2 separate regions of the Mus musculus genome follow, and region 2 is linked to region 1. Evidence: chromatin loops called from intact Hi-C (ENCODE). Cell type or tissue: heart. All regions are shown on one strand. Links, peaks and the distances in the headings refer to the core of each region. The heading gives the core; the rest is flanking DNA.

Region 1 (15,423 bases), core at 8,223-10,722:
CACAGTATCAAGCAAAGAAAATACTAATTTTAATAATTTAAAAATGTGCAGATTCTCCTTGCTGTTCATTTCTTTCCGAGTTGGCTTGTTCTAGTGAAGAATAGAAGAGATCTTCTTATTGCTTTTGCTCTACAGACGAGCTTTCCCAGCTTTGCTCTGCGTGCAGGTTGCTTGCTGGACTGGGTCGTGAGTTCTGTGTAGTTTCCTGCATGCTGTCTTCGCCAACTGCCCACCTGTGTGTCGTAGAGCCTTTTCTGGACCTAAAACTGAAAACAAGGCTGCATGGCTTCAGGCTTGATGTCCCTGGCAGTGCTCCCCAGTGGGCAATGCTCGCCTTGGTGCACTGGATCAGAAGACATTTTCTGGTGGTCTCTTGATTTTAAGATTGATCCATGGCCTCTGGTGCTATTGGTCCAGTTAATCAGTTAGCAAGTTCCAGTAACGTTAGGATAGGTGACAGTAGCAGTGTGCTGCTGTTGTCTAGAATATCTAGTATTTTATCACCAGTTAACAAACTGGTGGTTGGTTGTTTTTTGGTGGGGGGAGGGGGAGGGAGGGCGGACTTCATTCCTTTTGCTGGAATCCCAGCTAATATGATGAACGTTCCTCTTTTTTACCATCTTATTCCAAATACGGTTTATTCAGGAAAGGCAAGGTAAGGGTTTGATCCTTTCCCTTCATTAGCATCATGTGCAGACCTGGAATCCGCCATGTCTCCAAGGATGTTCCTGTGGGAGTGTGCATGCTTTAAATGGGGAGTGACACTTATAAGCTACACTCGATGTGCTGGCTGCCTTCGTTACTAACACATTGCTTGGCCTCTCTTAAGTAGATAGAGCTGGGAAATACCATATTCCTTTAAAGTTTTTTTATATTTACTTTTGTGGTAGAGCCCAGGCTGGCTTTTACGTCAGTGTGTTGCTTAGATGAGCTTGAATGTCTGCTCTTCTTGTATACTTCCAGGCACTAGGATTGCAGGCATGTACTACCATTCCTGCTTCAGATGGCGTTGGGATCAAACCCAAGGCTCTGAGCACACTACGCCAGCAGCCTGCCACAGTCTCACCACCTTTCTTCTGCTTTTTGTTTTTAGAGAGAGATACATCAGATACTTACACGTTTGATTCATATTTTAGATTAATTCATGTATTTGATTTTTACATTTCATTATCTGATTCTAACATAAACACAGTTATTTGTACTTTAATTTGTTTTGCACCTATCTTTGGATGTATAATAATGTAATAATAGTACTGACATCAGTAGCATGTTTGCTAGAAATATTTCTCAATTTCCTTTTCTTTAGGCTACAAATATTTTGCTGTCTTTAAAGTCGTTTAAAATAATTAACTTGCACAGTTAAGGCCATCAGTTTAGTTTAGTTTTAGTGCACTTGTGTTTTTTTTTTTTCTTTAAAAATATTTGTCTCTATTTTGGTTTAATTTTATTTGAATTTAAAGTATGTTACTATTAAAATTCATACTTCTGGTAATATGAATATGGAAAACAGTTTGAGATTGTTTTGTTCTGTTTTTTTTTTTTGAGTAAATCTCATTGGTATTTTTAAAAATTAGTTAAAAATTTCCTTCTCATTAAATCACAAACTCAGTTCACAATTAGATTGTGTTTCCTTTGTATTTTAGTGGTTTCTCTCCCCCCCACCCCCGGAAATTTTTGTGTAATTATGAATAAAATCTCAGTTTTGGCTTTATGCTTAAAAAAAGCAAATAAATGCTTATATCTTATTTTCTTAAATGAAAGGTAGGGCAGAATACACACCGTTTTGTTATGTTAAAAAGTAAACAAGGAAAGGAAGAGAGTGAAAGCAAGCGGGTCTGGTCTGCTTTATTGTTGAGTGGTTTATATTGTGATGCTTAGGCATCTGGTGGCACATTGGTGGGTTTTATAGGTACTGACTGTATGGGTTTTGTTTGTTTTTTTGGTATTTCCTGGGATTAGATGGCATTTTAGGTTTTGAAAGTCTCACCCACAGATTATCATCAGATAAGTCAAAGCATTACTGCTAACCCTGTATTAATTGCTAATGTTTACTTCCTTGATTAGCAATGAATAAATAAATAAAATTATTAACAGGTGATATTTTTAATGATTAAATATGCATACATTTCTGGGGTATTTATAAAATTGATATCCAAACTAGTTACTATTTGGTTTTAAATAATATGACTATACAGTTGAATTTTTTAAGTACAGAAAATGCTAAAACTTAGTTTAAACTTTGTTTATATTAATTAGAGAACTGTGTGGAGAGGCCTTCCACTCCCCCTCCTTCAGAGATTACTAATTGAAGTCTAGCTGGTGTGGTTTGTTGTGACAATGTTTCACCTGTGTATCTCTAATGTTTTTAAACAGGTAGTATAACTCCAACTGTGGAACTGAATGGGCTCGCTATGAAAAGGGGAGAGCCTGCCATCTACAGGCCACTAGATCCAAAGCCATTCCCAAATTATAGAGCTAACTACAACTTCCGGGGCATGTACAATCAGAGGTTTGTATGTCTTCTTTGGTTTTGTTCTTATTTACTATTTTATGCATATTGCAGACGTTTTTGACATTCTAAGGATATTTGCATTGTGAACACAATTGACCTTGGGCATCTTGGGAGTTTAGATAAACCAGACTCACCAAGTGTGTTGGAAGTTAAAGGCAGAACAGAAACAAAACTCTGTAGCCTCAGAAGCTTTCTTTGCTAATGTACACAAGCCTCGGGACCCGCCATGCAGCATTCTCACTCCCTCACCACAGTACACTTGGTGTCTGCCTTTCCTGACTTGATGACTGCGTTAATGGCCTTGCATTTTTGTGATTTATAGCAACTTCTTTGGAGAGGCTTTACTAAGTCTTTGTTGCATATGGCACAGTTGTGATAGTTCAAGTGCAACTTTACAAGAGTGTAGAAATTTCAAAATAAAAACAGGATCTCTTTTCTTGTGAGGGGTTCTATTGCTGTGAAGAGTCACCATGACCACAGCTACTCTTATAAAGAGAAGCATTAATTGGGGCTGGCTTACAAACATCTTGATCTACAGGCAGCAGGAAGAGTCAGTAATATGGTTCCTCCAGCAACTTACTCCAACAAGGCCACTCCTCTTAATGGTGCCTTTTCCCTATAGACCTATGGGGGTCATTTTTATTCAAACCACCACAATCCTTATTGTAAAACTTATACAAAACTAATCATAGGGAATGTAGAAAATGCTAGATGGTAAAGAAATAGAAATATCTTGCTACCCTAGAGCTCGCTACTGTAAATATTTTGATTTACTTTAAATTATTCTTTGTGTATAAACATATTTAATGGAAATTGAGTTGTTCTGTAATACATGTGTATATGTACAATAAAATGCACAGATCATCAGTGTATATCTTGATGACCTCATGTATGTATGCATCTGTTCTCTCTTCACTGACTTTTAACCTAAGTGTGTCTTGATGGATTTGCCATCATGGCAGGGTTCCCTTAGATTTCCATGCTCACAACACACCCTTTGCCAGAAGTGATCTTCAATCTCTTGCCACAGATTAGTTCTGTCATATAAATATGTGCTGCACATAATCTCTCTGGCTTCTTTTACTGTAACCGATGGTTTTCTTGCTCTGTTTTGAGATTTATTAATACTGCTTATATCTGGGTTCTCTCTTTCTTAATTGTTGAATAGTATGGCTGATTCTTAACTTGTTTAATCTGTGTGTGCGATATGGTACTTTTTTCACCCAGCGTAGAGACCATGTGACATATAATTGTTCTTTTAGAGCCTTTTAGAGCTGGCTATAGATGGCCTCATCTGGCAAGGTGTATTTTCACCTGTGTACATTGTTCTGACACCTGAGCTGGTGTCTACCTCCTTCCCTGGGATTATAGACACATACCCTACATAAATAGCATCATAGAAATAGGTTTATTATGTTTATTTACAAATATTGTTTATAGCTCTGTTATTTCCTAGATGTAGATCACTACAGGAGGAATATTACAATTAAGAATAATATATTACTCAACCATATTACAATTCTGTTCTAATTTTTCATTAAAAGAGGTTACCAAGATATTTACTAATTTTAATAATTTCCTCTGGAGGAAAAAATCTTGAGTTTTAATTGGATTTGGCAATTTTCATTTTTTAAAAGAAATGTTCTAAAGTCATTCTGTAAATTCAGAAATATCTATTTTTGGATTGTCACAGTAAGGAATTTTCAATATTCTACATACCCTTCTATATGTTTGCAATGTCCAGGACATAGAAGAAAGCCAAGTACAGAGGATGAATACCATGACAATGCTGGTTTTCATTTTTTATAGCATTTGAGAATGCATTTTCTATTTTTATAGCTCTGAATTTTGAAATACGTTACTTTGCTTGAAAGTTACAAAGTGATCTTTAAAGCTTTCTGTGATGCTGACTGCTCCCAAGCAGGGCTGTCCTCAGGTGCTTACTAGGTATCTTTTTATTTGTCTGTTTTAATTTATTTTTATTGCATTTCCTGACTAGTTTTCAAATGTTTGTGTTAACATTATTAACAGTCAATCTATTTTGTTTGTAATTTTTCTGCCTATATTTTGCCTTTTAACTTTGTGTCTTGTTATAATTTTATTAGCTTTTGATATTGATATTTAAAAACAATTTTTCTTCCTCCTCATTGCCCTCCTCCTCCTTTTGTGTTTTGTTTTGTTTTGAGACAGGGTTTCTCTGTGTAGTCCTGGCTATCCTAGAACTCGATCTGTAGACCAGGCTGGTCTTGAACTCACAGAGACCCACCTACCTCTGTCTCTTGAGTGCTTATATTAAAGGTATGGGCAACTACTACCTGGCTTACAATTTCATTATTATATATAAGAACTTTGATATGTGATCAGTATTTGTAATGCCTTTGTTAAGGTTTTATATACTTACTGCTAATCAGATGTATAGAGAATATAATAATTTAGTTTATATATAACTTAATGCTTTGTAGTGCCTTGTTTGGTAGTAGAAATTAACGGTTTCCATTTAAAATGGTACTGTTCGAATTCTGACTACTTCTTTTAGGAGTTACTCTTAAGTAAATAACTCCTGTCTAGTCTCTCTGGCTTCCTGTGTCTCCTCCTCCTCCTCCTCTTCTCCCTCGTCGTCGTTGTCGTCGTCGTCGTCGTCGTCGTCCTCCTCCTCCTCCTCCTCCTCCTCCTCCTCAGTGTGTCTTACTTTATGCTAGGAAGCCCTTATGTCTCATTGGAAGGTTATGTCCTTTGACAGCTGCTCTATGTGGTCTTCTTACTTACCTGGAGTTGGCCTGTATGGGATGATTTCTGATTTAGTCCCCACTTAGGTGATGCTTTCAGAGTACCTCCCATCCCCCCTTCTAGCTTGGCTAATACCCTCAGCCTGTCTGGCTTGCCAGGCATTTTCCATCTCTCCAGCCCTATCCCTTTCCCAGTGTCTCTCTTTCTCACTGTGGCATCCCCAGTAGGCTTCCTGGCTCTCAGCTCAGAGTGTGCAGTACAGCTTTACCCTACCCTTCTTCATACTATGTGCCGTTGCTCTTCCTTTAGGCCTGTGGTTCCCTGGCATCCCTAGAGCTAGCTACTGCTTCAGTACAGTAGAAACAAGCAAAGAGCACACAGTCCATTTTATACATGTAATATGTTTCATTTTTAAGTTCCCCACTTTTTTATCTGATTTTGGGGAGAAGGTGGAGAGAGTTCTTCAATCTTATCTAGGCTGACATTGAACTCTGTGTAGTCCAGGCTGGCATCCCGATACCTAGCTCATATTTTCTCTCTTTTCAAAATAGGTTATTTGCAAATTATGCTAATTATGCAAAACAACAGATTTATTATGATATTTTATAGCTGTATATAATTTAATCACTATCCTTTCTTATTTCCCCTTTCCCCTCCTTCTTCATTTCTTTTCCCAAAGAGTACCCTGTCTGTATTTCTTCCTTTAAAAAAAAAAAAATACAGATTGTGCATGAGAGTAAACATGGTATATGTCTTTCTGAGTCTAGCTTATTTTGTGTAACATGATGATCTCTTGTTCCATTTTCCTGCAAAAGATTAAGGTTTGTTCATCTTTTTGGATGAGTAACACTCCATTGTGTATACGCACCACGTTTTCTCTTCCATTTGGATCTATATATATTTTGTTATTGTGAATAATGGGGCAGTAAACATGGATGTGCAGGTGTCTGTGGCTTCTTGATTGACAGTACTTTAGGTCCACACAGGATGGTGTTTACAGTTCTGGGTTTGACCTTTGAGGAGGTCTATCCTGATTTGACCTTTGAGGAAGGTCTACCCTGATCTCCACAGTGCCTTTGAGGAAGGTCTATCCTGATCTCCACAGTGCCTTTGAGGAGGTCTACCCTGATCTCCACAGGGCCCAGGATAAAACACTTGTAATGTATTAAGTGACATTCATGACAACAGTTTTGTTTTAACATGATTTCTTTTATATATATTTTAATCCCTGGTTGCTTACTAAAATTTTGACTAGTGAATTTATTATTTTCAAATAAAGCAATCTGGCACTAAAGTGATGGATTATCAGAGAGCAATCCTGGTGCTTTATACGTTCATGTTCTAGAGGAAGAGGCAGTGGGTAAGAGGGGTGCAGTCACTGAGGAGGGGCACTTGACAAAGATGGAAAGAAACGGGGGAAGGAGGGGTAGGACAAACAAAGAACCATGTGAACGAAAGCAGGGAGGAGGATGCCTGCTCTTGGCTGCCTTGACTGTGTAAACTGTGTCTGGGGCTCTTGGCTGCCTTGACTGTGTAGACTGTGTCTGGAACACAGGCACCAGGGGGAGCAGAGGTGGCAGGAGGGCCAAGGGTCCAGGGTCATGGGATGTAATTTGGTTTACTCACTTTTCTACATGTTGTTAAGAAATGTTAATATTTTCCTCTCATTTCTAATTCTGAGATCTGATTTGTGTATTCCATGGGGGAGCAGGACTTGTACCTACATGTTCTCCAAATGTCTCCTCATATCAGGAGTTCTTTCCCTTTATATTTTTGCATTCTTTATGGTTTTTCTGCTGATAACAAAGAGGGTAAAAGACTCCAAGAGCTCACCTCAAGCTGCAATGCCAGTTTCAGCTGGAAAGCCTCCTTAGAAAGGCAGCATTACTCAGTAATCTCTAAAAGGTATGATTTCATGTGTGACCTGAATTTGCTGATGACAGCTTAAGCTAGAATCTGCTCCGGAGATGTGGAGCACAAGATTGGAGGCAGCTTACTTCTTGGCAGATTCCAGATTAACTGGTAGCTGCTTAAACCAGGAACTGAGAGGCTAAGTCCAAGAAACATCACTTAGGGATACTTTTGAAAACTTATCTCATTTCCTACTTAAGGTAATATAAATAGTAATTAGCTGTTGTTTTCTTTGTTCTTTGCTGTTGGATTTTCTGCTTGAGCTCATATAGAGGCCTAAGCAGAATGTTATTTTCCTCTGTTCTGTTTTATAAGTGGAGAGGTTTATTCTTGTACAACTTGGTGATACAGGGGGGATTCTGAAGTACTTCTCTCCTGTTAACACCCAGGATGCTTGGTTGTAGCTGCATCTTGTGGTGTTTTTCTCTTTGTCTAAGGCCCTAGTTGATATTCCACAAATAGAAAGCACTTAATATCCAAATGACAAACTGTGAGTAGATGTGCTTAGCCTACATGCATGTGTGCATGTATCCTGGGATATTCGTATTTGTAGATAAAAAAATGTCGTATTGTGTCAGGAGACTGGACAGCTAAGGGAAGGTTGGAGAACAGCTTATGCATGTGTTAATTATCTATTACTGTGACAAAATAGTCAGCTGGGCACGGGGCTTTTGCCTGTAACCCTGGCATTTCCCCATTTGACAGGCTGAGACAGAAGGATAACATAAATTTGAGGCTAACTTGAGCAACAAAGTAAGAAGACCTTGTTGTAAAAACGGGAAGGGTAATCCTTTTTCCTTTAACTTTTTTAGACTGAGTCTTCTATGGAAGCTCATAGTGTAGCTGAGGTTAGCTTTGAATTCCCAATCCTCCTGCATTACCTCTTAAGTCCTCAAGTTACAGGTACATTCTGACACACAAGGCTTCAGGCTTCCAAGTATGGACGTGTACAACCCTGGTGATTGGACCTTACTGCCTCTGCACCTGTGGTGAGGTAGAACATCTTCCTGGGAGTCCATGGTAGAAGACGCCATTCACCTTCAGATGCTAGGTGCAAAGACAGAAAGATGGACAGTCTGATTTCAGACTCCTTTTATATTATCAAAGATGAATTTTTAGATTTCCTTTATTATTTTCTGTGTATGAGTGTTTTGTCTATAGGTATTTCTGTACACCACGTATATGCCTGGTGTCCAAGGAGGTCGAGAGAGGACAGGCATTAGATCCTCTGGGACTGGAGTTACAGATAGTTGTGACCCGCCATGGGGGAATTGGGAACAAATGCTCATAACCACGGAGACATCTCTCTAGCTCCTCAGTACCCCTTTCAGTGGCACACCTTCATATTGACTGGACTACTTCCACAGAGGCCCCACTTCCAAAAGGCATGTCTTCCACTAGCATAGCAGGCCGGGTACCATACCTTTAACTCACGGTCTTTATTCACAGTACATGTATTTCTGCATGTCATCTGTAAAAGGTTTTCTTTTCAAATTTGTGTGTGTGTGCGTGTGTATGAGGTGTGTTACAGTTATGCCATCATGTATGCATGGAGGTCAGAGGGCAGCGTACAGGAACCATTGCTCTCCTCTTCTGTGGGCTTGGGAAGCAGACTCAGGCTACCAGGCTTGATTGGCAGCAGCACCTTTGCTTGCTGCTCAATCTACCTGGCCCCATTCTGCCACCTCTTTATAAATAAATTATGTAGAAAAGAATAGAATGAGTTAAACTAGGCATCCTATTAATAGTTGATAAGTATTGTCTATTTACAAATGAAAAGTTATTATTGCTTGGCAGGAGGCTTTCAGCCCCTTGTCCTTCTGACACATATTTTGAAAGATCTTCCACTCAGATTATGCTATTTGAGAATGGGGTTTTGCCCCACATAACTGGGGCGTCTGTTAGGCAGACCCTAAGGCTAGCTGGATACAGCGCTTGACCTTCCTTGATTCCATCTTTTTCTTGCCCTTGTGGTTTTTCTTTGCCAGACTTTCTTTTCAAAGAAACCCACTCTTGTGCCTAATAAGTGACAGTAGTTTGTACAGTAGACTTGGAGTGGGGAAGGTGAAAGATACCGTTTTGATTTCAGCCACTAGGTGGTGCTTGTGTACTGCCAAAGTGTAGAGACTAGTGGGGTTTTTTGTTTTGTTTTGTTTTTACTTTTTATTATTATTTTTAAGACAATCCCTTTATATTTGAAGTCTACTTTTACAGTGATTATCTAGTTTAAAGGTAACTTTTTTAATTAGATATTTTCTTTATTTACATTTCAAATGCTATCCCAAAATTTCCCTATTCCCTCCCCCCACCCTGTTCCCCTACCCACCCACTCCCACTTCTTGGCCCTGGCGTTCCTCTGTACTGGGGCATATAAAGTTTGCAAGACCTAGGGGCCTCTCTTCCCAACGATGGCCAACTAGGCCATCTTCTGCTACATATGTAGGCTAGAGACACAAGCTCTAGGGATACTGATTAGTTCATATTGTTGTTTCACATATCCGGTTGCAGATCCCTTCAGCTCCTTGGGTACTTTCTCTAGCTCCTCCATTGGGGGCCCTGTGTTCCATCCTATAGATGACTGTGAGCATCCACTTCTGTATTTGCCAGGCACTGGCATAGCCTCATACGAGACAGCTATGTCAGGGTCCCTTCAGCAAAATCTTGCTGGCATATGCAATAGTGTCAATAGTAGCCTGGGCTGGCATTTGTATTCTCTTAGTGTCTGTATAACATCTGTCTAGGATCTTCTGGCTTTCATATTCTCTGGTGAGAAGTCTGGTATAATTCTAATAGGCCTGCCTTTATATGTTACTTGACCTTTTTCCCTTACTACTTTTAATATTCTATCTTTATTTAGTGCATTTGTTGTTCTGATTATTATGTGTCGGGAGGAATTTCTTTTCTGGTCCAGCTTATTTGGAGTTCTATAGGCTTCTTGTATGTTCATGGGCATCTCTTTCTTTAGGTTAGGGAAGTTTTCTTCTATAATTTTGTTGAAGATATTTGCTGGCCCTTTAAGTTGAAAATCTTCATTCTCATCTACTCCTATTATCCATAGGTTTGGTCTTCTCATTGTGTCCTGGATTTCCTGGATGTTTTGAGTTAGGATCTTTTTGCATTTTCTTTGATTGTTGTGCCCATGTTCTCTATGGAATCTTCTGCAGCTGAGATTCTCTCTTCCACCTCTTGTATTCTGTTGCTGATGCTTGCATCTATGGTTCCTGATTTCTTTCCTAGAGTTTCTATCTCCAGAGTTGTCTCCCTTTAGGTTTTCTTTATTGTTTCTATTTCCCTTTTTAGGTCTTGGATGGTTTTATTCAATTTCATCATCTGTTTGGTTATGTTTTCCTGTAATTCTTTAAGGACTTCTACCTCTTTAGCAGTATTCTCCTGTATTTCTTTAAGTGAGTTATTAATGCCCTTCTTAAAGTCCTCTACTAGCATCATGAGATATGATTTTAAATCTGAGTCTTGCTTTTCGGGTGTGTTCAGTTATCCAGGACTGGCTGAGGTGGGAGTGCTAGGTTCTGATGATGGTGAGTGGTCTTGGTTTCTCTTAGTAAGATTCTTACGTTTGCCTTTCACCATCTGGTAATCTCTGGTGTTAGTTGTTATAGATGTCTCTGGTTGGAGCTTGTTCCTCCTGTTATCCTGTTAGCCTCTGTCAGCAGTCCTGGGAGTCCAGCTCTCTCCTGAGTCTCAGTGGTCAGAGTACTCTCTGCAGGCAAGCTCTCCTCTTGCAGGGAAGGTACACAGAGGTCTGGCGTTCAGACCTGCCTCCTGGCTGAAGATGAAGGCCAGAAACAGGGCCTGTCCCAGATTTGTTGCCTCTGCAGTCTGCAAGCTCACCTGCATATACTGGTCTCCGAGGGACCCTGGACACAAGATGGCTCTCTCACCTGCTCTGGAGGTCAGAGCCCTCTCAGGCAGACACCTCTCCTCTGGTGGGGAAAGGTGCCCAGATGTCTGGAGCCCAAAACAGGGTCTGTCCCAGAAGTTGTGTCGCTTCTGCAGTCCGCTTGCTCACCCTCCACTGTCTGTGAGCTGGCCTGCACAGACTGTTCTCCGAGGGACACGGGACACAAGATGGCTCCCTTACCTGCTCTGGCGGTCAGAGTCCTACCAGGCAGAAACCTCTCCTCTGGCAGGGAAGGTGCCCGGATGTCTGGAGCCCAAAACAGGATCTGTCCCAGAAGCTGTATCGCTTCTGCAGTATGCACTCGCACCTGAGCAGACTGGTCTCTGAGGGACCCGGGGCACAAGATCTAGTGTTTTCATTAGTCTCTATTTCAAGGTCAGGGACTATCAAATGAAAGCTTAAAATGACCAGCATTCAACCATGTTTTGACTTATTGATATTCTGATTTCATATGATTTAATATGGAAAAATGTCAAGTAAAGAGCTCTAAAGTATTTTTGGATAAAAGGAATAAGCATTTAGGTGGTGAAAAGCACAACTGTATTTTAGCAGTTAAAGATGACTTTACATTTGGTATACTGTATCCCTTGGTTTGGGGAATATATTCCTTTTATTTATCATGTCTTACACATAAAGGTCATTTTCTTTGTAAGGATAACACCCAATAGAATAGATATAGAAGTGAAAGAAAACTGAAAAGTACATTTAAAAGTGTTTTTCTCATGTCTTTACGTGGGTCTGCAGTGTTAGACTCATTTTTTGTTGTTTGTTTGTTTCATTTTTTGAGACAGGGTTTCTCTGTGTAGCCCTGACTGTCCTGGAACTCACTCTGTAGACCAGGTTGGCCTACCTCTGCCTCCCAAGTGCTGGGATAAAAGGCGTGCGCCACCACGCTCGGCTTAGACTCTTCTTAATGAAGAGAAATGAATCTAAATAACTGAGACACACTTAAAATACACTACCTTCTAAAAATACTGGTAAGCCAGAGAAGAGCATCTGAATACATGGCCAAAGCAAGAATGAAGAAGAATGACCTTAATAACCCATATGGCCACAGATATTAACAAACATCTTTAAGGAAATATTAGCAATGTAAATTTAGCTACTGTAATATACCACAATTAAATGAAACTTGTTTTGGGAAAAAAAGATTAGTTTAGTATGGTAATAAAAATAATCAATTGTATTAATTAAATGGAGAAAAACTATATGAACATTTCATTAGAAGAGAAAAAAGCATTTGATAAGCTAGCAGTTGTTCAGGGTATAGACTTAGCAATCTGGGGATGGAAGATGGGGTGTCTTGAGATCATCTTCAGCTGCCTAGATTAGTGGTTCTCAATCTCCCCAATGTTGTGACCCTTCAATACAGTTCCTTATGATGTAACCCCAACCATGAAAATGTTACTTATTGCCATTTCATGACTGTGATTTTGCTACTGTTACGAATTGTAATGTGTTTTATAATAATTTTAGGTGACTCCTGTGAAAGGGCTCTTGGATGCCCAAGGGGTTGTAACCCACAGGTTGAAAAGTGCTGGACTAGATACATTCCTTGTGCAGTCAGAACCAAGACACTGGCATGTGCTGTTATCACTTCAATTTCAGTGGTACTTGAACTCTTGTATATAAATAAAGTAAGAAATAAATGGAGAGAAATATTAGAAAAGAAGTAAAGCTATTTCTGTCTGTAAAAACCAATTTTGAGTGTAGAAAGTTCTAAGATATGAAAACCAAGAGCTACTAGAATAAGGGAGTTTTTAGTACAGTCACAGGATACAAGGTCTGTATACTAGAAAACTCAATGGTAGTTCTGCTTAGTAATCATGAACAACTGGGCAGTTATAATCATGTAAAATGTTGTTTTTGTAAGTCAAATTAACAAAATAAGTACACAACGTGTGTGTTGAAAGCTATAACACAATTGCTCCTACTAAGGAAGACTCTTCCTGATTAAGATGATCACTCTCCAGAAGGTAACATGAAGGTGAAGTACAGTTTCCACGAAAATCCTAGCTGTTCATTTAATAACATAGCATTTTGTAGATGTGCAAAAGGCTGCTAGTAAACAAGGAAAGTTTGAGAGGAACAGAGTGTGAGGGCTCACAGTATCTGACTTTACTACTTGTTAAAATCTGTTTTGAGGTCTGGGATGCAGTTTGGTTGGATGAGTGCTTGCCTAGCATGCTAGGGCCCTGGATCCAATCACCAGCACCACATAAATCTGGTACATGCATCTGGGAAGAGGAAGGGATACAGGAGGATCAGAAGTTCAAGATCATGATCAGCTACCTAGTGAGTTTGAGGCCAACCCAGGCTTTAAGAGATCATGTTTGGAGGAAGAAAACCCAAACAGCAACAACAAAAACCCTACATGATTAAATCAGTAGATATTGGAATGTTGACAGAGATATAGAGCAATGGAACAGAAAAGAATAATAAATAAATGGAATAGAAAAGAACAGAGGTTGCTACACTGGGGCCCATGGTCCCAGATATGGTTTGCTTCTTTTGTGTGTGTTGCCTGCAAATTAGGAATAGTTTTTTCATTTTCAAGCTGGAAAAATGGTAAAAGAAGAAAGATACAGTTCATGAAGCTAGGTGACATTGACATTTTAGTGTATGTTAGATTGGGGTGCATCCATAGCTTCTTGTTTGGGTGTTGTCTATTGCTTTTGTGCTACTCTGATACATCTGGATAGTTATAGCAGGGTTTGTATGTCCTGGCCCTTTGAAAAAGGTTGCTAATCTCAGAAATATTGTGGTAAGAAATAGATTTATCATACATGGCCATTTAGTTCATTTAAAACTAATTCAGTAAAGGTGCCAGTAGGGAAGGCTGCTGTGCAGTGTGAATGAGAACAGGAATGCATTCAGTTGAAAAGATGAGCTGGGAAAGAGGGTCTAGCACACGCATGAGTGTGCTGTGATTGGTGTGTTAAGTGTTCATAAACAAACATGATGGGAAGTCTGCCGTAAGCAAAGAATGCTGATATGGAGAAAGCAGTCAGAGCTCACCTTTAAGCTTGGGCACACAAAGAATCCAAATTTCCTTTCTCTAGCATTTAATATTTCTATTTGCAGAATACTAAAGTTGCGCTTGTTCCCATTTTCCTGGAATAACACAGATGAATCTATTTACCCTGAACCATTGGAGGGCAGCATGGCTTTGTGTTTTGATGCCACTTTTACAGTCTCAGAATGCTTTGAGTTATGGGTTTAATATCGTTTAGGAAAATTGAATATTTTAGTTAAAATTAAACTTTTTACTTGGCCTTTTTAAGTAGAAACTGGGACATTATCATTATGTTCCCTTTGTTCCCTTCTACCTTCTCATCCCTAGACCTAGAAGCTAGTAGGGCTGCTTGGTAAAGGTTGGAAAGTTTTGACTCTAGTTCAGCACTATATACAGTTTCCTGAAATAAAGAATTGGAAGGCAAATATACAAAGTTTTTTCTATTTATTTATTTATTTTCCCCATTTTTATTAGATATTTAGCTCATTTACATTTCCAATGCTATACCAAAAGTCCCCCATACCCACCCAACCCCACTCCCCTACCCACCCACTCCCCCTTTTTGGCCCTGGCGTTCCCCTGTACTGGGGCATATAAAGTTTGCGTGTCCAATGGGCCGACTAGGCCATCTTTTGATACATAAGCAGCTAGAGTCACGAGCTCCGGGGTACTGGTTAGTTCATAATGTTGTTCCACCTATAGGGTTGCAGATCCCTTTAGCTCCTTGGGTACTTTCTCTAGCTCCTTCATTGGGAGCCCTGTGATCCATCCATTAGCTGACTGTGAGCATCCACTTCTGTGTTTGCTAGACCCCGGCATAGTCTCACAAGAGACAGCTACATCTGGGTCCTTTCGGTAAAATCTTGCTAGTGTATGCAATGGTGTCAGCATTTGGATGCTGATTATGGGGTGGATCCCTGGATATGGCAGTCTCTACATGGTCCATCCTTTCATCTCAGCTCCAAACTTTGTCTCTGTAACTCCTTCCATGGGTATTTTGTTCCCACTTCTAAGGAGGGGCATAGTGTCCACACTTCAGTCTTCATTTTTCTTGAGTTTCATGTGTTTAGAAAGTTTTTTCTTTTCTAGAGGTATCTGTAAGACCACACATTAGGTAAGCTTCATCAGAAAGCTCATCTTGGCCGGAGCACCTGGAGGAGCCATCTTGGTTTCCGGTTCCCACCGAGACAAGTTTGCACAGGTGAGACTGAGGACTACAGAAGCGAACAGCTTCTGGGATAGGCAGAAGCCACACAACTTCTGAGGCAGACCCTGTTTCAGGCTCCAGACATCCAGGCACCTTCCCTGCCAGAGGAGAGGTGTCTGCCCCACCCAGGA
Region 2 (15,423 bases), core at 6,081-8,580, 640 kb after region 1:
TTAGACCAGACCATATTTGGGCAGCAGTCCTCCTGTTTCTGTTTCAAAAGTTCTGAGATTGTTGCCTTGGGCCAAAGGTCAACCTTGCCTTCTTTAGTTCCCCACTGCCGTGTTTTTTGCTTTGATTGCGGCCTCATTGACTCACCTATGGCAGCTGGGCAGTGAGCATCAAGGCTCTGCCCGGCTCTGCCTGGCTCTACCTCCGCAGTCACAAGACCCTACTATACCTGGCTTTCCTACATGGGTGTTGGGAATTTCGCTCAGATCCTCTGCTTGTGCTGCAAGCATTGTATCGAATGAGCCATCTCCCCAGTCCCAAATCATTCCTATTAGTTAAAACTTTCACATGATTTGAAAGTTTAAAATTTCAAATTATGAAATTCACCTTTAAAAATTAAAGAGTTCAGATATGGCTGTGCATACCTATAATCCCAGCACTGTGGAGGCTGAGGCTGGAGTCTGCCTCAGGAGCAAGCCAATTGACCAAATGACCAATGAGGGATTTGAATATAGCTTAGTGTTAGAGTGCTAGCTAGTACATGACAAGTTCAAGACCCAGGACCACAACAAATAAACTCAAATACTGTAAGACTTTGCTGTGCTTATCCACAGAAAATAGAACTTTCAATGCAACTTCTGCTTTTCTTCATTTACTAACTTTACGTCCCAACCTCAGTCTCCCCTCCATCTTCCCCTCCAAGTGCTGTCCTCTACCTCCCCCCATTCCTCCACTTACCCCTTCTCCCTTTCTCTTCTAAAAAGGGGAGGCATCCATGGACAACCAACTAGCCTTAGCACATCAAGTTCCAGTAAGACTGCGTGCATTTTCTTCTACTGAGGCTAGAAAAGGCAGCCCAGTAGGGGGAAAGGGCCCCAAAGACTGTTGGAGACCACTCCTCCTCCTGCTGTTGGGAGTCTCATATTAAGATCAAGCTACACAACTATAACATATGTGCAGAGGGCTAGGTCAGTCCCATGAAGACTCCCTAGTTGTTAGTTCAGTCTCTGTGGATCCCTATAAGCCCAGGTTAGCCGATTTTGTAGGTTTTCTTGTGGTGTCCTTGACCTTTCTGGCTCCTAAAATCCTTCCTCTCCTTCTTCTACAGAATTCCCCAAGCTCCACCTAAATATTTGACTGTGGGTCTCTGCATCTGTTTCCATCAGTTGCTGGGTAAAGACTCTCTGATGACACTTATGCTAGGCTCCTGTCTGCAAGTATAGCAGAGTATTATTAGCAGTGTTAGGGGTGGGCTCCCTTTCATGGAATGGGTCTCAAGTTAGTCCAGTCATTGGTTGGCCATCCTCTCAATTTCTGCTCCATCTTTACTCCTGTACATTTTGTAGGCAGGACAAAATGTAAGTCAAAGATTTTGTGGTTGGATTAGTATACCAATCCTTCAGAGATGGCCAGTTCAGGCTCCATATTGCTATGAGTCTTAGCTAGGATCACACTCACAGATTCCTGGAAGTTTCCATTACCCTAGGTTTCTAGCTCATACCAGCAGTGTCCCGACCCCCATTGCAATTTTTGCTACTTTCTGTATGAGGGGTTAGACAGAGTCCCTTGGGCCAGATGTTAGCGGTGATAATAATGATCATATCCAGTACTCTTTTAGTCCATTTGAACAATTATAACAAAATACCACAGACTGGATCAAGTATAAACAATAGAAATTTGTTCCTCACAGTTATGAAGGCTAGAAAAGCTCCATCTATGTGTCTGATGAGAACTTACTCTCTTCCTGTGTCCTCTCATGGTGGGTGGGCAACCATGAGACCTGATGTTTATAAGGACACTAATTCCCTCCATGATGGTAAACCTCTTAATCACTTAATCATTTCCCAGAAGGCCCTATCTATTTTTTAAAAAAATTTATTTTGTTCATGAGACTGAGTCCATATATAGTCCAGCATTGCATTGAAATCCAGATTCCCCACCTCAGCAATCTGAGTAATTGGATTATACATGTGGGTCACCATGTATGACAAAGGTCTCATGCTGTAATACTCTGTTGAACATCAGGTTCCCTCATATGAATAGGGGGTAGGGAAGACCAGCACTCTGACTATAGAGCATATTTCTAACATTTGTTGTATAACTAACAGATGTCAGATACTTTTCTAAGTGTGATATATGTATAAGTTTATTTAATTTTCAAGGCTCTTGTTATAGATAGATACATTTGTTAACCCGTGGTTTCACTGAGGATAAATCTGCTGAATAGCAAGTAATAGTACTCTCCCGAGGCTAGTGAGTTTTCTACTTAGTAAGATGAGAGCCCAGAACCCTGACTCCACACTTCTCTCTCTCTCTTCCTATAAAGTACTGAGGGATACAGAAAGTGGCTACAAGCCAGAATTGACATGCTCCATTCTTTAAAAGTTTTTCTCCATGTTCTATTTTTCTCTAAAGACTTAGCCCAAATTCATTTTACAGCATCCTTTGCAAATAAGTCACAGAGTATGAGGTAGGGCTGCCAGAGCCTCCCATTTAATAACTAACTGTGTCACAACTTGTTAAATTATTCTTCCTTAACACAAGATTATTTCAGCTGGAAAAGAATAACATTTTGTCTCAACAGCATATTGAGCTCATGTTCAACTTCGGCCCCAGTCACCAGAGTCAGTAGGAAATGTTAACTTCCGTATGCACGCACAGGTCTTTCTGTCAAGGAGATGTTGAGTCTGCACAGTTAGGCTTTAGAAGAGAGGTACTGCCAGCACAGTTTGGATATGGTTAGGAGCCCCTAGAACCACAGTAGGAGGAGCTTGGTAAAGCCAGGCATCAGCAGAATTTCCATGCACTTCCCAGGACTCTTGGCAAGGCATCAGCATCAAAGTAAGGGGGCACTGGTTGCATTTGCCTGTAGGCTCTGTCCTTCATTAACTGTCTGACCCAAGGAAAACCGAAAGTGAGGTTAGCATAGAAGTTCCTTTATAGGAGTGTTGAAAGGATTGAAATTTAGGACAAAGAAAGCACTTAGGCTGGTCTCTGTCATATTTTAAATACTTGGATATAGCTACTGCTGACTCCCCCCCCCCTTTTTTTCAAATAATTTTGCACAGAATCTTTTGTGAACATTGTCTTACCTTTGTTATCATGAACTATGCTTACCTCATCCATAGAAACTTTGGTGTTTTGATGGTGGTACTCAAGAGCCTGGGCACCATCTCCAACCCTAAAACCAAACCTTGGATTTTTATCTTCACCATGGGTGAGAAAGGCCATTATTTCAATGTTGAATCGATTTGTAACTAGAATGTTGTAGGTTATGCTGCTTCTAACCATAAATGCCAGTGAGCAGAGAAAGGAATGGAATCTTCAGATACTCAGATTGCTATCAGTGAGAAGACAGTAGCTCAGCATCCTGGATGCCTTACGTCTCATCTCCAGTTAACACACTGTATAGGGGATGGGAACAGAGGCAAGTTAATTATTCCACAGTTTAGTTTTGTCTCTCTGTGGTGAGCTGGTCAGCCATCTTTCCTCACCCCTTTCTCTTTCTCCTTGTTATTGTCTCTCTTTGTGCATTTGGGCTTGTAGATCCTCAAGGCTACTGAGCCTAGCTTCTTTCCTGGGTACCACCTGGGCTAGAGGTTAACAATATGCAAAGTCTTTATGGGATATATGTGCTGAGCAATTTACAATGTATCATGTGCAGATTCCTTTCTACAATATGAAGTACACATAATAAAAATATGTGTACCCTTGTATAGAACATAAGAGCATCCTTATCTATCTACACACTTTCAAATTCATCCTGCAGAGAAAATATACTATATATATAAACATATATCTCATATGTAACATGTATTTTAAGTTCATAAAAGCTTGTCATGAAAGCCCTATATTCTAATGAAGTGGAAGTTGAAAATGTTAACAGAGGAAAACATCAAGCCGTACCTTCTTAAGAGGTGGTGGGACCATTTACATGTATATAAGCATGACAACAATATTTAGAGACAAGTGACTTTTCTAATAATCACTGATGTCATATGAGTCCCCGAAGCCACTAAAAGCTGGTAAGCACAGAAATCCTGCTTTTAATTTTCATCTGTCTCCTTTGTTTTAAAATCTTGAGTTCCTATGTCTCAATCCATAGCCATGCTAATCCTTTTAGGGATATCTGTCTAAATATGGATAATACCTAGTTTATTTCATTACCCTCATCAAGGCTAAAGACCCAAACATAAGAATAACTGAGGCATCTTACTGTCAGTGTTTCTGTTTTGTTTGTTAACACAGCATCATATGTAACCTAGGCTGGCCTCAATCTTTCTGTGTAGTTAAGGACGACATTCTTACCTCTGTTCTTCAAGATTACCGGTGTGTGCCACCATGGTCTGTAGTCTCCCCTCCCCCAGCCTGAAACCTGCTTGCTCAGGGGTGGAGCTTCCTGCTCATTCGTTCTGCCACGCCCACTGCTGGAACCTGCGGAGCCACACACGTGCACCTTTCTACTGGACCAGAGATTATTCGGCGGGAATCGGGTCCCCTCCCCCTTCCTTCATAACTGAGTGTCGCAACAGTAAAATTTGAGCCTTGATCAGAGTAACTGTCTTGGCTACATTTCTTTCTCTCGACACCTAGCCCCTCTTCTCTTCCAGGTTTCCAAAATGCCTTTCCAGGCTAGAACCCAGGTTGTGGTCTGCTGGCCGGACACAACAATGGTCAGTTCTGTTCTCCAAGATTACCGGTGTGTGCCACCATGGTCAGTTTCTGTTGAGCTGGGATTAAGCCTAGGAGTTGAGGGATGCTAAGTAAACATCCTTCCATTCAAGCTCCATCTCTAGCCCAGCTGCCAATGTTTATTATGTACTCTTGAAGTCCTACAAACAGTTATACGGAAGCCTCCAGTCTGTTGTAAATCTGTATTATCAGAGACAGCAGAGCCTCGCAGACAGGTCTGATATGACCAGCTCCAAGCAGGAGGAACTCTGTGATGGGGACAGGTTGTCCCTATAGTAGGACTATAACCTCAAGTTCTAGGAAATGGGCCTTTCATTTGCTTTTTGCTTTTTGGTGTTGCAGTAATAATTAATTCGAGAGTTTCTACCTTATCTTTGATCATTTATTCCCAGTTAAAAGACACAAAAAATTTTCATTTATAACAAGCCTTCATAACACTAGAGCTGAGCAGATAGCAACCCTCTAAACTAATTTGTCTACTTTCCTGTCAATAACCTGGAGATATAACTCCCCATGTTCTATCCAGGCCACTTCTCAAACTTCAAGCCTGGAAACTGAAACCCCGCCTGCCTCTCTTCTGCCAAGCTACAAGGTGTAGACATCTTTATTGATCAATCGGAGATAACTTGGGGGACAAGGTTATATGACTGACATCCCTTGGTAAATGGGAGGATTCCTAGTCCCTGGGGGCAACCAGACCTTGGGGGCCAGTATTTAGCATTACACTACCTAGCAACAGACATTTTTGTTTATGGTAATTTACAATTTTATTGATTAGTTTTAAAATCTGAGGTGGGAGTCTGAAGTTGTCCCATATGTGGAGAGGCAGAGAGCCATTGCAGGGATGTAGCCTAGAAGAAACACTTTGGCAGAGACTACAACAATTAAGGCAGTGACTCTGCTCTTTTCAAGGTCTCGACGTAAGGGTTACGACGTAAGGGTTACGACGTAAGATGTGGGTACGGCGGTTATGCTTCTCTGTGTTTATGGACAATGCTGAGCCCGTGAGGCTGTTTTCTCCCGCATCCCCTCAATCAGTAAGAGCTTCTTCAGGCCATCTTCCGCAGATTTGATAATGACCAACCAGACTGCTTGGTTTTAGAGCAGCAGTGACTTAGCTGTGTGTATTCCTTGCTCCCCTCTCCGTACTTTCCTGGATTTAAGTCTAAAGCTGTCAGTACTTAGAAGATGGGTGGAAATCCTTGCCTCCTGTGTTCCTGTATAGCGATGCCAATTAAAACCCTTCCCTCAATGTAACCGCATTACTTCTGCTTCTTTCCTCTGGAGAGTATGGACAAGCCTAGTATGTTGGGAGACCTGGAGTTGGTACTCTGGTTAACTCTTTAGCCAACTGCTTCTAACCTAAAACAAAACCTAAATCTAAGCCTTTAGTCAAGCCTTTAATCCCAGAAGTTTAGGCTAGGGCTACTGAGTGAAGCTCCATCTTAACTGCTTCTCTACCCTCCAATATATAGAAACAAACAAACATACATATACATACATACCCACAAACACACACATACATATACATATAGATACACACATACACACATACATACATATGTACATACATACATACACACATAGACTGGTAAATCTGGCAAAATGTTAAGGTATAATATGGTAGCAGGTGTGTGTTTATTATATTTGCTATTTATATTGGTATTCTGTCTGGACTCCACCCCCACAGTTACCTGGCAACAGCCAGGTGTGATCTTTCCCACAGTTACTTGGCAACAGCCAGGTAGGCCTAGCCCATTATAAAAGGGGGCTGCTTGCCCCCTTCTCTCTCTCTCTCTCTCCTCTCTTGTTCTCTTGCTTCTCTCTTGCCTTCTTTGGCTCTTCCCTTCTGCCCTTTCTTCCTTGCTCCCTTCCTCTCTCTCTCCATGTGGTCATAGCCAGTCTCTATTTCTCTACTCTCTCTCTCTCTCTCTCTCTCTCTGCCTTTCTCTGCCTCTACTACTCTCTTAACTCCCCTCCCCATGCCCTGAATAAGCTCTATTCTATGCTAGACCATCCTGTGGCTGGTCCCTCAAGGAGAAGGGGTGCTTTGGCATGGGCCTACTGAGGCACCCCATTTTCCCATAATTCACCACACCCTCATAGAACTTGTTTCTTTATCTTTTTATAATCACATTATTATTTTCTCTACTTCATAAGTTTGAAATATATAGAATCGTTTTAAAACTAAAAGTATTCAGAGTGCCATTGACCTTAACAATTCTAAATAGCATATCTCTCAAATTGTCTTTTCAAGACAGTTCTTGGCTGAAGAACTTGAAAACTTAATTGGCTGGTTTTTTTTTCCTTCAGTTTTAGTGGTTCATTTATTTGGCCAGTAGAGGTCGCAATACAGAGAACTATTTGGTTAAACTACTGTGTAGTATAATTTCCTCCGCGTGAAGTTTTTTTTTTCAGCCTCCCCCACTCCCAATCTGTGAAATTCCTTCTTGCATTTCTCCTTATTTTCTAATAAGCCCAAGATGGAAAGAACTAAGCCAGGGTAAATGTGAGGCCATAAGGTCAAAAAGGCCGGTTTGCAAGTGATTGTGCAAATAGAAGTAACTTTGTGAGTGCTTAGAGATAGGAGGGGCTAAGCAGCTCCTTTTATATTGAGATGGACTACCTTGTTGTTGCCAGGTAACTGAGAGGAGGAGCATACCTGGCTATTGTCATGTAACTGTGGGGGTAGAGTCTGGCCAGAAAGCCAGGAGCTTTGTCTGTGTGACTGATAGTCAAAGAATTATGGAGTTGGAGGCTCTGTGGTTGTCAGGCACCTGTCTCAGGGAACGTGGCTCACTGTTCCGTCCCTTGTAGAGTTTCCTACTGGGCCTCCAGAGCAAGCATCTCTCAACCAAAACAGGTTGCCTTTCACAGCCCCACAATAGTATATATATTTCTCACTCCCTCTTCCCCTTCCTTTAGAATTCTTCCGATTGTCTCAGAGACTGGTTTCTACCTCGCTCTTTCCCTTCTTTCTTTCCTCCCTCCCTTCCTTCCAATTTCTGTTAAAATTTTTAAAATTACATGCACATATTTGTGTATGTATGTGTATAGGTACTTGCATGCCATGGTACACATGTAGAGATCAGAGGATTTCATGGAAATGGCTTTTCTTCCACCGTGGGGTTTTGGGAATCAGAGCAGATTGTCAGGTATTGCCACAAATGCCTTTACCTGCTGAGTCATCTTGCCAGCCGGCCACTCCTACCCTGACAAGGCTGTATCTCACCATACAGCCTTGACTGGTCCTGAATTTCCTATGTACACTAGACTTTCATCAATCTTCAGAAGACCCTCATCCCTCTAATTCCTGAGTCCTAGGATTGCAGGTGCACACCACCATGCCTGGCTTATAGTCATATTTCTATGTGTGTGTGTGTGTGTGTGTGTGTAATGTATGTGTTCATGTGAGTTTGTGGGTATGAAGGTCATTGAATGTCTTCCTCTCTCTACCTTATTTTGAGACAGGGACTGAATCTGGAGTTTACCAATTATTTTGCCTTGTAGTTTGAATAGGTTCCCCCCCCCCCAGACATATATTTCAATGTTTGGCCATAGGGAGTGGCATTATTAGGAGGTAAGCCACCCCCAATCAAACGTTTTATGTATAAGAGTTGCCTTGGTTATTTTTTCACAGCAATAAAGCTCTAACAATGTTATCTAGGTTGGCTAGCCATTGAGCTGTGGAAATCTTCTTGTCTCTACTAGCAGTTGGGGTTTTAGAGGTTCATAATGCCCAGTTTTCACACAAGTGCTAGATATCTGAACTGAGGTCTCCATACTTGCATAGCAGGCACTTTGCCCACTGAGCCACCCCCCAGCCTCCATTTTCACTGGAGTATATATATATATATATATATATATATGCTTTTAAATATAGACTCCACATGAAAGAAATGCAAAATTTGTCTTTACAAGTCTGGACTTTATTGCTTAATGCAATGATCTCCAGGTTATTCATTTTCTTGTGTACTGATGTACACATTTATTGTTATTTACAGCTCAGATGGTTTTTTTTAATTGCCAATTTGACGCAGTCTAGAGTCAGTGAAGAAGAGAATCTCATAAGGAGTTGTCTAGATCATGTTGGCTTTGACGGATTATCTTGATTAACTGAGGTGGGAGGAACTGCCCACTGCATCAAAGTCTGGGGGTTCCTGGTGGACTCTTAATTCATTAGCACATGAATTCCCATCTGGGAACTAAATCATACTTCAGACACATGTTTTCCTTCTTATTTTTTCCCTTTCCTTACAACATTGGTGATCAGACCTAGGGCTTCCAAAGTAAGTGCTATATCAGTGAGCTACACATTTTAAAAAATGGTCCAGCCCTACTTTTTAACATCCTTAGTAATTCGATTGATAAACCCTTAGCCAGACAAACTAGAGGGCACAGGGACAGCATCCTAATTAACAAAATCAGAAATGAAAAAGGAGACATAACAACAGATCCTGAGGAAATCCAAAACACCATCAGATTCTTCTACAAAAGGCTATACTCAACAAAACTGGGAAACCTGGATGAAATGGACAACTTACAGGTACCAAAGTTAAATCAGGATCAGATTAATGATCTTAAGAGTCCCATTTCCCCTAAAGAAATAGAAGCAGTCATTAATAGTCTCCCAACCAAAAAAAGCCCAGGACCAGATGGGTTTAGTGCAGAGTAATCCATTCAAAACTGAGCTACAGGCCTGGTATGGTGGCACATACCTTTAGTCCCCACACTTAGGAGGCAGAGGCAGGTAGATCTCTAAGTTTGAGGCTAGCTTGGTCTACATATCCAGTTCCAGGATAGCTTGGTTTACATAATGTGACCCTGTTTCAAAAAACAAAACAAAACAAAGCAAAAACAACTAACCAACCAAACAAAACATTCAATCTACTGATCTATACCTTTCAACCCTAAAGGACCACAAAATCCTGTACCACATGTTACTGAGCCACAGTGGTATCAAGAAGAAGGCAGGGCCTTTGTTCTGCAAGAGAATTGAGGGTAAAGAAAGCAACCAACAGGGGCTCTGCCCTCTTTTCATTCCTATCTGGGTGACTTTGTCCCTATTTGTATGGGAGGTAACTCTTCTTGCCTAAAAATGCAGTAACTTTCCATATCAAAATATTTGTTTGAGCTCTAGATCGACAACTGGAAAGTGCTGAAAGACCTTACCTCATTGTCCTTTTGTTTCCAGTAAAATACAGTGAGATCTGATGCGATTACAATTTGAATTCTTTCTTTTGAAAACGTTTATTTTCCTCCTGTCTGGAAGCTTTTAACAATTTCCCCTCTATGCCATTTTCTGAAATTTCATGATGTTGTTTAACATGTTTTTTTCTTGGTGATTATTTTTAATTTAGAAAGTCATATTCTTTAGTCCTGTCTCATGAGTCTAATGAATTGCATTATTTCTAGTAATTTCCCTGCTCCATGTCTTCTCTGTTTCTGGCTCTTCTAATGGTCAATAAAAAGTTCTTTGGCTAATTGTTTGTTAGGAAAAAAAAAATCGTTTTTCTCTTGTGGTTTTCCATTTCTCGGAAATGGAACTAAGTATTACGACAAGAGTACTTAGTTCTTCTAACTTAAACCTTGCTTTTGGAAAAGATGTAATTTTTATGTATGTGTCTGCATGTATGCCTGCCTGAGTTTATGTGCACCATGCATGGTGCATGGAGGCTCACCCTGAGGTCAGAGGGTGAAGAGAAGGTCGTGAGCACCCTGTAGATGCTGAGAATCTAACCCAGGACCTCTTAAGAACAGCAAGTGCTCTTACCACTGCCTGTCCCTGGCTAGGATTTTAATGTCCATGAGCTCTGTCTTTTCCTTGTGAAACTGCTTGCTCCTTGTGTTTTCTAGATGCCGTATGCTTTATCTTTCTCGGGTTATATTTTATATTTTAGCTTTTGCCTGCTTACCACATTTTCCCATTTGTTCTGGTTTCTTCTTCCTTCCTTCCTTCCTTCCTTCCTTCCTTCCTTCCTTCCTTCCTTCCTTCCTTCCTTCCTTCCTTCCTTCTGGGGTTTGATGTGTCCTCTGCAAAAGTCAATCTCTAAACTTAAAGTGGTGGCATTTACAGGAGTAAAGGAGTTAGTGTTAGATACTGTGATCTCACAAAGAGAGGAAGAGAGACCACAAGCTCGAACCTTGTTCTCTCACCATGTGCCTCCCTCAGCCATGCTACGAGCATGCAGTGAGAAGGGTTCGATGCTGGCCAAATACCAGCACAGTGCTTTTGGCCTTTCCAGTTCTAGAGCTATAAGTTATAAAACAACTCTCCCCTCTCATCTCCCTGTCACACACAGAACAAAACAAAACCCAGAAAAGCAGGTTATGTAGACCTCTAATCCTAGCTACTCTGGAGGAGGAGGTAGGAAGATGGCAAATTTAAGGCCTGCTTTAAAATTTCACACACACACACACACACACACACACACACGAGTGTGTGCAGTGTCAGTGGAGGTGGAAGTAGTGATGGTGATGGCGGTGGCAGTGGTAGTCTGTGAAGTATTGGAGATGTAGATCAGTTGGTAAAGTTAGTAGTTCCCTAGCATTCCTGAAACCCTACAAACTATATAAACTGGCCATCATGAGTATACCTATAATCCCAGCATTTGGAAGTCAGAGGCAGGAGGATCAGAAGTTCAAAGTTATTCTCAGCTACAAGTGAGTTGGAAAGCAGCCTAGGTTGTGCAAAACTCTATTTGGAAAAAAAGGGGCGGGAGGAGTGGAGATATAGTTGAGTGCCTTTCTAGAATTCTAAAGGACACAGGTTCATCCTGAAGTGCTCCTAAGCAAAAACCTTTATAAGCTACCCAGTCTTCATATTTAATTACAAATATTTTATATACAATAGAATATAACAATGGAAATGAGGGTAGTTATCTCCCATATAAAGAGGAGCAAATGCTCTCAGCTCTGAGTTAGACCCTGGAAAAAAACAACTGCTGTTTTTCTTATACCACATTTATGCTTTCAATGGTTACCCAGTGCATGTTTGTTTGTTTGTATGTTTAATATGCTTTCTAGACTCCCGAAGTAGAATTCCCCCATCCTGGACTCAGCTTCAAATTTGCATGCTATGCTAAGTTAATGGCCCTGCTTTCAGAACGGGTGTCTGCTCTCACCCACCAACTGTCTTCCTTCCTAACAGCTTCTGACAGCGTAGGGGCATTGTAGATGGGAACTATCATACCCAACTTGTTACAAGCACTTTTTAAAAGTAAGCTGTACTCGAGTAAAATGAAATTATGGGCTGCAAATTAATGTCAATAGCAAGACAATTTTCCCAATTTAAACATAGGCTCTGGGGTACAAGCTATGTTGTACAACATGTATGTGCTTAGAATGTATAAGGCCCTGAGTTCAAATCTCAGCACTCACTGACCAACAAATACAAAATGCAAATCATGGAAGCAGCAATTCTCATTCATAGCTGCACTGTAGGCAATTTGGTAAATACCTCACACCATCATTAATCCAAATCCCATACCATTTTTGTAACATGTTACCCACGCATTCCAAACTGAGGGTAAGAAGTTAAGTAACTTGCCTAAGAGCATACATTCACTAAATGTGCAACTAAGATCAGAGCTTGTATACACTGATATCAGACCCTTATTCTCATAACTCTTCACGTGGCACTTTTGGGGGTCTAGAGAGATGGCTCAGTTATTAAAAGTAGTTGTTCTTCTAGAAGAGCACATAATGTTCACTACAGCCTGTGATTCCACTTCCAGGGGATTCAGTGTCCTCTTCTAACTTTCAAGGATATCCGCACTTATGTGGCACATGTATATCTGTATATATATATATATATATATACACACACATAATAAAACAAAAATTATAAATGTTAGCAAAAAATTGACAGTTTAGATTGTGAAATTTATGCAAATAAACATTTCCAGAGAGGGGACTCTAAGCCGGGTGTGGTGGCACACACCTTTAATCCCAGCACTCGGGAGGCAGAGGCAGGCAGATTTCTGAGTTCGAGGCCAGCCTGGTCTACAAAGTGAGTTCCAGGACAGCCAGGGCTATACAGAGAAACCCTGTCTCGAAAAACCAAAAAAAAAAAAAAAAAAAAAAAAAGAGAGGGGACTCTAAATTTTCTACATTTAATATATTGTTAACTGATACTCTCAGGAAAGAACCATTCGGGATAATTGTTGTTTTTATTTTTTTTTTATTATTTATTTATTTATTTATTTTTTGGTTTTTCGAGACAGGGTTTCTCTGTATAGTCTTGGCTGTCCTGGAACTCACTTTGTAGACCAGGCTGGCCTTGAACTCAGAAATCCGCCTGTCTCTGCCTCCCAAGTGCTGGGATTAAAGGCGTGTGCCACCACCACCCGGCAATTGTTGTTTTTAAAGATTTATCTTATTATTTGTGTGTGTGTGTGTTTGTGTGTGTTTGTGTTTGTGTGTGTGTGTGTGTTTGTGTTTGTGTGTGTTTGTGTGTGTGTTTGTGTGTGTGTGTTTGTGTGTGTGTGTGTTTGTGTGTGTTTATGTGTGTTTGTGTGTGTTTATGTGTGTTTGTGTGTGTTTGTGTGTGTGTTTGTGTGTGTGTTTGTGTGTGTGTTTGTGTGTGTGTGTGTGTTTGTGTGTGTGTTTGTGTGTGTGTGTTTGTGTGTGTGTGTGTTTGTGTGTGTGTGTTTGTGTGTGTGTGTTTGTGTGTGTTTGTGTGTGTGTGTTTGTGTGTGTGTTTGTGTGTGTGTGTTTGTGTGTGTTTGTGTGTGTTTGTGTGTGTTTGTGTGTGTGTGTGTGTGTGTGTTTGTGTGTGTGTGTTTGTGTGTGTGTGTTGGTGTTACAGATTACCCAGAAGATGGTGCTAGATTTCCTGGAATTGGAGTTACAGATGGTGATGAGCTGACATGTGGGTGTTGTGAGTTGAACCAGGGTCCTGTGCAAGAGCAGCCAGTATGCTTAACCACTGAGCCATCTCTCCAGATCCAATTGATTTTATTTTTTTTAGGACAGTATTTCATATTGTTCAGACTTACTGGAAACTTGGTATGTAGTTAAGACCTTCAAGTTTTGATTATCCTACCCCAACCCTGAATGCTAGGATTATAGACATGAACCATCATTTCTGGTTCTGTGTGGTGCTGGATATTCAACTTGAGCATGCTAGGTGAGCACTTTGCCACCTAAACTATACTCCTAGCCTAGCTAATTGAAACTTCTAGTGCAGGGTTACATATAGTACAGCTTGCAATTGGTGCTGTGAACTATTGCTTTTGTTTAATAAAGAACAAAACTAATATGAAATATCTAGGAACTTTTGTAAGACAGGGGCTCACATAGCCCAACTGGCCTCTAGCTTACTATGAAGCAGAGACTGGCTTTGAATTGAGTCTCCTGCTTTCACCCACTAAGTGATGGAATACATACGTGTACCACTGTGCTCAGCTTTAGAGACTATAGCGATGACTTATTGCTGAGGCATCTAATTGTGGACTGGTTGATTTGTCTTGTTAAGTAAAGGTCTAGACAAGTTCAGGTATTATTGAATTCTATGTAGTGATTGTCATATGGGCATATGGCCAGACCTACAAATTAGTCATGAGCTGCAGAAACTGGAGATAAAATAAGAAACTGGACCTTCACCACAGACTGAGCATCATTATAAAATGACTTTAACATGCCAACTGAGCCAACTTAAAAATTAGTCTGTGTGTACTGTTTCTGAGATCTCTTTTCAAAGATTTTTCTAAGTTTTTTCAGTTGCAAGTAGGTATTTTGCAGATTTCTCTTGAGGTCACTACAGAGTTTAAAACTTTATCAGTGGTAATGAGTAGAAAATGTCATTGTGTTCTGTGAACTGGGAGAACAAGGCGCCACAAGCATGTGTTCATGAAGTTTAGAAGATTTGTCATTGACCAGTCAGTAAGGCAAGAGGATGTATAAAGCCGTACGATTATAAACAATAAAAGGGAGAGTGACAAATAAGTAGGTAAGTACTATGGTGCAAGCCCTTAATCCCAGGACTCAGGAGGCAGTGGCAGATGAATCTATGAGTTGGAGGCCAGCCTGGTCTACAGAGTGAGTTCTAGGACAACCAGGGCTACATAGAGGAATCCTGTCTGAAGAAACCAAAAGAAAATAAAAAAGAATGTATGTATGTATGTATGTATGTATGTATGTATGTACGTACGTATGTATGTATCTGTCTGTCTATCTCTATCTCTATTATCTATCTGCCCATCCACCCATCTATAATCTAGACCAACATGCCCTCCCTATTTACCCTCCATTTTTTCCATCCCTGCTTGTCTTTCTTCCTCTGTCTTTGTCTCTGATCCCCCACCCCAAACAAACCTTGGTTTCATACATGCAAACCAGATATTTTTCCCTTGACCTGTATCTCTAGACCTATGACTTGATAGGTATCCCTGGCTGGCCTGGAACTCAATATATGGACAAGACTGACTTTAAAGTTACAGTGATCTTCTTGCCTCTGTCTCCTAATTGCTGGGTTACAGACATAAGCCACCATGCCTGGCTTACATTTAGAGTCTTAAGTGTTTCCCCAGAGTCCATAAGGCAAAGACTTAATCCCCAGTGTGGCATTACTGGGAGATGGAAGAATCTTCAAGAAGTAGTGTTTAGCGGGAGGTCTTCAGGCAGTTGTAGGCATATCGTTTGAAGAAGATCGTGGAGCTGTTCTATCCTCATTCCCTCTTGTTCCCTAGTGATGAGGCATGTGGCTTGGTTCTGCAACATGCTTCCACCGT

What was found. Hi-C counts contacts between places; a loop is a spot of excess contacts. Peaks named below come from ENCODE experiments on the same cell type or tissue, not always from the same donor. Only the 100,000 strongest peaks of a DNase experiment are listed, where the experiment ranks them.
Region 2: it touches region 1 in a loop (3.0-fold over the local background); 2 of 42 quality-filtered maps call a loop at or near these places.

Annotation. Positions count from the first base shown.
Region 1 is chr1:16,427,409-16,442,831 of GRCm38, reverse strand. It overlaps Stau2 (staufen double-stranded RNA binding protein 2), which reads left to right. Exons shown (of 14, transcript NM_025303.3): 5 at 2,374-2,509. Among named protein-coding and RNA genes, the nearest start is that of Stau2, 84 kb to the left of the region's middle. In heart, for the core only: a CTCF peak has its summit at 9,234 (motif pointing right); no DNase peak of the experiment used is centred there.
Region 2 is chr1:15,783,720-15,799,142 of GRCm38, reverse strand. No RefSeq gene overlaps it. Among named protein-coding and RNA genes, the nearest start is that of Terf1, 14 kb to the left of the region's middle. In heart, for the core only: a CTCF peak has its summit at 7,024 (motif pointing right); no DNase peak of the experiment used is centred there; H3K4me3 peaks cover 230 bases.